Linked DNA regions of Mus musculus: region 2 is linked to region 1. Evidence: chromatin loops called from intact Hi-C (ENCODE). Cell type or tissue: left cerebral cortex. All regions are shown on one strand. Each heading gives the region's core, and the rest is flanking DNA. Links, peaks and the distances in the headings are about the cores only.

Region 1 (4,398 bases), core at 97-4,096:
TTTGGCATTGTAAATATAATTTTAAGATCTAGGGCTTTATTATCTTCTACATTAAGTAATACGACGATGATTTGTATTTTCATTTCACTGTGGGATTTTGATAGAGGACAGAGTTAGTTCATTCAAACCCAACCTCTAAAATAAAAATTGACATTTTGTTATTTGAAACAATGTCACTAGACTTACTATAATAGTCACTGGAGCAATTTGAGGAGAGACCGGTATGTCCCATTTTTGCCCAGGACAGACCTAATTTATATATTAGGTAAGTTATTAATAATTCTTTCTTTGTTAAAAGTATGTCAGTTTGCCCATCACATGCCTATGTCCAAAATCTTGTTGACAGTGAATGAATAATGGGGGCTGGAGAGAAGGCTCAGTGGCTACGCATGTCCCGAGGGTGGAACTCAGGCGTGGGCTGCTCAGCGGGCATCTTCATGGCTGGCCCTGGACCAACTGGTGATGAGGGTAAATAGTCTTACATGAGAACAGTATTTTGTGTTGATGGTTGGTTTTCTATGCAGTTTCAAAGGTTTGCTTATACCATTTCTATAATCATTTGATAGGATTACTTACCACTAATCATGACAAGGTTGTCTGTGATCGCAATCTCTATTCCAAACTACTGTAAGTTATCTGAAAAATTTACCTGCGTTTATTTTTTAGGGGGGGGGGAGGGTAGGGTAGATGTGGTCACTGTTGTAAATGTCCAAAAGGAGGAAATTTTTATGTAATTTATGGCTTTAGAAGTTTCCTCCAAAGCGTCTGCTCTGGCCTGATATGAGGCAGACTGTCATGGTGGTGGGACCTACACAGCGGAGGCTGCTTACATCAGAGAGGCTGTGGAGCAGAGGGAAGGAAGGGGCAGAGACAAGATGGCTCCAAACTTTCCCCTTCCTGCCCTGAGTTACAGACTTCTTCCAGCTAGGTCTACGTTTTTCCACAACCCCACAGTTTAATAATATTATTAAATAATTTTAATTAAGTAAGTAATACTATTACTTGCTGTGGGCCAAGCCTTCAACGTGTGAAACTGTGGGACATTTCAAATTCAACTTGTAACAATGGAACAATGGCTCTAAACATTTGTTTGTGGATGTTTGTGCAGACATAAGCTTTCAAACCTGTTGGGTACAGTGTGGTGGCTGTATGTTTAGAGAATATGTAGGTTTATAAGAACCCGTCTTCTAAAACAGCTGTAACACTTTGTAGTATCTCAGGAGTGAATGAAGCCTATCATTCATTGTCCATCTCAGCCTTTGGTGCCATTAGCACCTTTAATGCATCCTTTGCCTCATCATAGCCTACAGCAGTCTCCAGCACTTTATCAAAAAGACATTTAAGAGTTTCTATTGAAGACAGACCCAGCAGTGTGGGCCTTCATTTATCAGGTTGTTGATCCTCTTGAATATCATTCATCCTTCTTATATTGGAGGATTTTTGTTTTGTTTGCTTATTTATTTACTTATTTTTGAGACAGTGTCTTATGTTTTCTAGGCTAGTCTCAATCTTGTTATGAAGCCAAGGATGGCCTTGAACTTTTCATTCTCTTGCCTTTCTACCTTCCCATGCTGTAATTACAGGCACGAACTACCACAACCAGTTTTATGTACTGCTGGGGACTGAACCCAGAGCCCCACAAAAGCTAGGCAAGCTCTCTGTGGACTGAGCTCTATCACCTCTCAGATTAGCTTCATCCCCTGGAAAATAGGTTGGGAGATGCTTAGAGACAGTGTATGTAACAAACCCAGCTCTGTATGGCATTTCCTAACTGCTGTTAAGAAAAACAGTATGGGGCTGGTGAGATGGCTCAGTGGGTAAGAGCACCCGACTGCTCTTCCGAAGGTCCAGAGTTCAAATCCCAGCAGCCACATGGTGGTTCACAACCATCCTTAACGAGATCTGACTCCCTCTTCTGGAGTGGCTGAAGACAGCTACAATGTACTTACATATAATAAATAAATAAATCTTAAAAAAAAAAAAAGAAAAACAGTATGTGGGAAAAAAAGCAACTCAGAACTATTCTAGACAATTTGAAGAGTACTAACTGCAAACATCTCAAAGGCTCAATGATGTAGAAGAACAGGCCAACTCACCAACAAAGTACTTGGTGGCTATAAAAATGCATGGCAAACTGAATCTAAGCCCCAGGGGAAAGTGGCACTTAATCTTCTGCTGCCACCTGCTGGCCAGAAGTGAACTAAATAATGAGCAGTCCTAAGTTTTCATGTAGTGGCTAGTGCTAGAAGTTGAACGTGATTAGGGAACGAGTTTTCAAGCATTTTTAGAATATTAGAACTCTTAGGTGTGGAGACATGAGGAGGAAAAGTCGAGAAGACACGAGAAAGGAAGAATGCCCCTCCCCTGGAATCTAGTTTACTTTTCCTGCTGAGAGTAAAGAAATGTCAATTTAGAGCCGGGCGTGGTGGCACACACCTTTAATCCCAGCATTTGGGAGGCAGAGGCAGGCAGATTTCTGAGTTCGAGGCCAGCCTGGTCTACAGAGTTAGTTCCAGGACAGCCAGGACTATACAGAGAAACCCTGTCTCGAAAACCAAAACCAAACCAAACCAAACCAAACCAACCAACCAAACAAACAAAAAGACCCGTCAACTTAATACATACAGAGATAATATGTGTTTTCCTAAAGATGTCTCTAACAAGGGTGTTAAATACAACAATTAACCATGTTTATTAGCCCTCCTTTTTCCTCTCTAAGTTTAAACCTCATAAGACCACCTTACAATTTCATTGACACAAGAAAAAAATAATAATATAAAATGTAAGCATGAGGCCTGGAGAGATGGTTCGTCAGATAACAGCACTCCCTGCTCTTTCAGAGGACCCAGGTTCAGTTCCCAGTCAGTACCCCCCACAGTGATTAACAACTGTCTGTAACTCCAGTTCTGGGTGGTCAGACATCCTGTATTGTCTTCTTCAGGCACGATGTGCATGTGGTTTATATACATACAGTCAGGCAAAACACCCATAGACACAAAATAAAAAGTTAAATAAATAACATACCAACTCATATATTTTTATTTAACTTTAATCATTCTAAAATTTTAAGTTTTTCTTAATCTTTAACCTTGTAAATTCCCCTTTAATCTTTGATGACTATAACTCAGAAAGCTACGGGATCATATATATATATATATATATATATATATATATATATATATATATATGTATTCATATATGTATATGTGTGTGTTTAAGACACTCAAGGACATCTGGCTCTCAGTAAATCTGTACCAATGTCTTTGGTTAGTATACTATTCATCTCCTACATGGCTCTATCTAAACTCACTAACTTGATAAACTCACTAACTTGGCTTCACTCTGGCTAAGTCCAGAATCTCACTGAGAAAAAAATCCTGAAGAAGTTTTTGAGGGAAGTCGAGGATCTGGCATTATCTGAGTGTCTCTAAGTGGGAGGAAATCCTTAGGCTGCTAGGAGTTTGCTATTGTCACCTGCTGCTGCTGATACCCACATAAGTTTTTATATAACACTAGTAAGTGGAGATACCTTTGCTAAGAATATCAATATTATTTATAGATCATATGAATTAAAATCATGTGGATCATATGGATATGTCTTTTCATATGTTAATATTCCAGAGGCTTGTCAATGTTAGTGACAGTAAACATGAACTGATATGAATTATTTTCTTAATTATAATTGGATTCACGATTAGGATCTGTTTGAATTTCTTTTAGACAATCTGTTCACTAAACACATAATCCCCTAGACACAACTAAATGGGAAGAGGAAATAGGATGCATGCATTGATTTTCCCTGAGTGCCTCTGGCTTTCTCTGAGCTCATGGAAAGGTCTTACTGTGCAGGTTCCTTTAAAAAACACTTTTCCTTAATACAAAAAAATTTAATTCAACAAAAGTTGCTGGACTACCTGGACTACATCCTGTAAACCAAGCTAATCAATCCCCTTTAAAATATATATGCATATACGTTTATTCTATCAGTTCCGCTCTTTTCCAGAATCTTGATTAATATAATAAGTTCTAATAGATGTTTTTCTTTTTCTTTTCTTTTAAAATTTTGTTTGTTTCCAAATGGGGTTTTTCTGTGTAGTTCTGCCTGTCTTGGAACTAGCTTTGTAGACCAAGCTGGCCTCAAACTCAGATATCCTCCTGCCTTTGCCTCCTGAGTGCTGGGATTAAAGGCATGTGATATTACCACCCAGCTTAAAAGATATTTTTCAAAGTGAATATATGGAGTTCTGAGAAGAAAAGGGTTTTATTTAGAGAGTGGTTAAACTTTTAACATCATTACCATTTGTTAAACATTATGTATTGCTTAATTATCTTAAATAAGTATTATTAGACTTGTGGATTTCTTTCTTTCTTTCTTTTTTTATGTTTTAGAGCTTTATT
Region 2 (4,398 bases), core at 176-4,175, 74 kb before region 1:
CTACTTTCACAGCAAGCATTCCATCAACTGAGTCATCGCATGGGTGGGCTGGGTCCATGAATGACAAGGAGAAAGTGTGTGTGTGTGTGGGGGGGGAAGATCAGAATCGATCTCTCTCTGCTCACTGACCGTGGATGCCATGGGACTAGCTGCCTCACCAGCCTGCTGCCAAGACTCCCTCCCTTCCCCCCTTCAACAGACCGCATCCTTCACCTTCTAGCCAAAATAAACCTGTCCCTTCCTTAAGCTGCTTGTGGCAGGGACTTTGTCAGGGCGACAAGGAAGAGTTCCTAGGCAATACTCACGTGGCCATTTCAGGCCACTCCTCTCGTCAAATCTTTCTGTAGCTTCTTACCCTGCCGACCATACAAGCTTGAACCCCGTAGTCTCTGAAACTGTACGTTACTGGCCCTCTGCCAGTTTGACCACTCTTAATCATAAAGTCTTCCTTTCTTTGCATATGGCCTCTTTCCTCTAGGGAGCTAAACCAGCTCTGGTCGGGCACTGTCCTAGCTGTCCACGCCCTCTCCCCACCCCGATTTGTGATTTGTCCCTTTGTCACATGGGCATTCTTTGGTCTCATTTATGTCTTAGGCAAACCGTCACAGCCTTGCAGAGCCCTTCCTTAACTTTTCAAAACTAATCATTCCTCCTCCTACCTGCAGTCACTGTCTCGCAAATTTCTTGGTGTGTGTGTGTGTGTGTGTGTGTGTGTGTGTGTGTGTGTGTGGTGTGTGTGTGTGTGTGTGTGTGTGTGGTGTGTGTGTGGGGGGGTGTGTGTGGGGTGTGTGTGTGTGTGTTTTAAACTGCATTAATCTTCTTCATTTATTTGCTTCATTTAATGTCTTCTGCCTTCACAAAAGGCCGCCCATGAGAACAAGGCCTTTATTTGTCTTGTATTCTGGATGATGCCTGACACAGGCAGACTCAGGAAGCTCTCACTAAGTAGAGGACAAAGGAGGGCACATGGATGTGGGAACAACTCTGTTCTCTGAAGTTGATTCTTCACGTGTGAAATGCTGACCTGGAGACTGCACTGGCAGTCTCCTTGCTGTGACTCTATGCAAACATTTACAAAGGTCTGGGAGGGCCACCTTCATGAAAGAATGTGCTCAGTTAGCCCACACTTAGCTCTAGCTGAGATCTCGGCCCCTTGTCTCCGGAGGGCCTCTGTATTGGGGGCAAATCTTCACACCATTCTCTGGTATCCACTGTCCTTTCATTTTCTTGCCCTTTCTCTTTGGGATTTCACTCTTGAGTGAACACACAATTAAAATGAAACAACTAAAAGACAGCACTGTTTCCCACAGGCAAGGGCCTGAAGGAAGATGAAGGCACCGTTTTGTGTTGTGTCTGGTACTTTCATAATGCAACTGAGTACCCTGGGAACTTAAACACAGTAACATCACCTTGCTCCCCCTGCCCCAAAGGGAGCTAGAAATGTTAAGCATATGCTAAGTGGCAAAGGCCACATTGGGGAGTCCAGTGAGGGAGGTGCTATACCACAGCCAGTCCTTTATAGCTGTAGTGCCCTTATCCTTGGCTTCAACCAACTGGAGACAAAGATGCAAGAACAATGTTGCTGGGCTTCCCCTGTGCAAGTGTCATTTGACCTTTCGTCCCTAAGAAAGGCAGCACAGTGGCTATTTACATATCATTTGCATTGTATAGTTATAAACCATTTGCATTGTATATTTATGTATCATTTGCATTATATTAGTTATTCTCAGTAATCTAAAGACAATTTAAAATATCTGGGAGGGTTTTTGCAGGTTATATACAAATAACATGACATTTTATATATGGGACTTTAGTGTCTCTCATTTTGGTATATAAGTTGGGGGCGGGTATCCTGAAGTCAACCCCCTTGATACCCACAAATCCCTATACTAGAGGGAAATGAAACTGAAAGATAAGTCACTCACGGTTGTAAAAAGATGAATGAAATAAGTAACCCTTTGACTAATGTCAAACCCCTTTCATTAAGTAGGTAGACTTTGTCCAGCTTGCTATATAAACCCTGGAGCCTGAGATACTCAACACTTGTCTATAATGAAACTGCTCTCTCTGCAGAGTCTCTAAACCTTTTTCATGTTGCCTGACTCTCCTCATAGATTGTCAATGCCCCAAGCCAAGGACCAGGTCTCACTGCAGGCAGTGAACGAGTGCTATTGAATAGTCAACAGAGGAATACAAGGGAATTAGGAACTAAAGTTGTTAGCTGCTGCCCCCTCTTACTTCTCTTTATATGGTTGCTCAGACACCTCCAAGAAGACTCACAAGCTAAGTGTTAGGATTCTAGAGGTGCAGAAGTGCAAATAAAGGATTCTCAGGCAAAGTGTGTGATCTCAACACCTTGGGTTTGTTTATTATGTTATTTGTGGCTGTTCTCCAAAGACAACTACATCTTGAATTCTGACCACATCCTCTGTACTGCTACATATGCAGTTAGGTAACAGGCTATACCCTCTTGAGTATATGCACAGCATCCCTCCTTCCTATACAGCAGCAAGAATGAGAGCCATGCTCCCTCACTCCTCCCACATTAAATGTAATGCGTATTCTTAGACACATCCTGCCAGAAAAAGAAGACAGAAAGAGGTGTTTTCACAAGCTACCAAAAAGCCACATTCTCCTGCAGTAATTCTGGGTCATCTCTCATCCTGTGATTAAAATGCAGTTATCATATTCAACCCGCTTAATGCTCTGTACTGTGTAAGTCCTAAAGGTGTTAGGACACTGTATTTAGTCTGCTTGGCATTAGCTTCAATTTAACATCTCATAGGAGATGTGTGAGCTTTTCCCAAGCTGCCCTCATACACAGATCAAGCACACAAGCCAGGAGGAAGAAAGTGTCCCACTCAGCATCTCCTCTAGGACTGTGGAGAAAGCAGCCTGTGTTTTCCCAATGTCACTGCCATGAAGAGATGGCTCTTTGGGTTCCTACCAGGGACAGTGCAAGTCACACAGGCACAGTCCATGGCAGGAGTCGTTGGCAGAGAGCTTCGTGGGGCCATTAAAGCTCATGGGTTGGTAATAGTGTGCAGGGCGTTTCCAGGAAAGCCCAGGCTCTGGAGGAAAACCTTTCCTTGAAACAGTGCTGAAAAAAAAATCTTATTTTAATCTTAAATTAAGTCTGTACTTGAACTAAAATGAAGTAATAGTGCTAGAAATACAAGTGCATGAAAATTATGTAACTTGTTTTTGGACATTTATAAAAGCTTGAGTGTGTAAAGATGGGCATCTGTAGCAGCAGGGGTGTGTGCATGCCACAGTGTGCTCGTGCAGGTCAGAGGACAACTTGCTGGAGTTGGTTCTCTCCTTCCACTATGTGAGCCCCAGGGATTGGACTCAGGCTACCAGGTTCAGCAGCAGGTACATTTACCCACTGAGCCATCTCATAGACTCACCAACTGGAGAGCCTTGGGTTAATATTTTTTAAAGATATTTTCTGGTAATATCACTATTGTTATTTGATATAATTTTAGCTTTTGGATGCTAGTATTTTTGTTTGTTTGCTTGTTTGTTTTTGTTTTTACTTATTCAGACAGAATTTCTCCCTGTAGCCCTGGCTGTTTTAGAATTGGCTTTGTAGTCCAGGCTAGCCTCAAACTCAAGAGAGCTACCTGCCTCTGCCCGGTGAGTGCTGGGACTGAAGGTATCTCAATTTTTTCAGAATCTCAGAAACAAAAGTTGGGCTCATTCTTTACAGTGTATTAAATACTTATTCATAAAGTTTCAGTGGGTCTTTGGAGAAAGGCTTTGAATATTACAAATGACACCATAACTCTGGTGGCACAGAGGGCATTGTAATCTAGGTCTTTGACATGAATAGGTATAGAATAATCTTTCTTGATGTATAAACAACCAACCCATTTCTCAAGAATGAAAAGTCAATGCTGTGTGTATTTCAGAGAGGACAAGCAGCACAGAGAGGAGAAGCAGCAACGAGAACAGCTGTTCACTGGGCACCTGCAAATGGGTGTGGCCGATCTACTAACAATGACTTTAAAAGTCAACATTCCTTCAGCTTTGAATTATTTAAGTCTTTCTTCTCTTCTCTTCTCTTCTCTTCTCTTCTCTTCCCTTCCCTTCCCTTCTTCCCTTCTTCCCTTCTTCCCTTCTTCCCTTCTTCCCTTCTTCCCTTCTTCCCTTCTTCCCTTCTTCCCTTCTTCCCTTCTTCCCTTCTTCCCTTCCTCCCTTCTTTCCTTCTTCTTCCTTCTTTCTTCCCTTCTTCCCTTCTTCCCTTCTTCCCTTCTTCCCTTCTTCCCTTCCCTTCCCTTCCCTTCCCTTCCCTTCCCTTCCCTTCCCTTCCCTTCCCTTCCCTTCCCTTCCCTTCCCTTCCCTTCCTTCCTTCCTTCCTTCCTTCCTTCCTTCCTTCCTTCCTTCCTTTCTCTC

The links. Peaks named below come from ENCODE experiments on the same cell type or tissue, not always from the same donor. Only the 100,000 strongest peaks of a DNase experiment are listed, where the experiment ranks them.
Region 2: a loop joins it to region 1, with 3 times the contacts of the local background. A loop is called at or near these places in 2 of 42 quality-filtered maps.

The regions. Positions count from the first base shown.
Region 1 is chr9:53,252,342-53,256,739 of GRCm38, reverse strand. No RefSeq gene overlaps it. Among named protein-coding and RNA genes, the nearest start is that of Ddx10, 6.4 kb to the right of the region's middle. In left cerebral cortex, for the core only: a CTCF peak has its summit at 2,183 (motif pointing left); DNase peaks (open chromatin) are centred at 378 and 2,173; H3K27ac peaks cover 465 bases.
Region 2 is chr9:53,326,574-53,330,971 of GRCm38, reverse strand. The region is part of intron 1 of Exph5 (exophilin 5); the gene reads right to left. Among named protein-coding and RNA genes, the nearest start is that of Exph5, 27 kb to the right of the region's middle. In left cerebral cortex, for the core only: no CTCF peak of the experiment used is centred there; a DNase peak (open chromatin) is centred at 2,609; H3K27ac peaks cover 1,748 bases.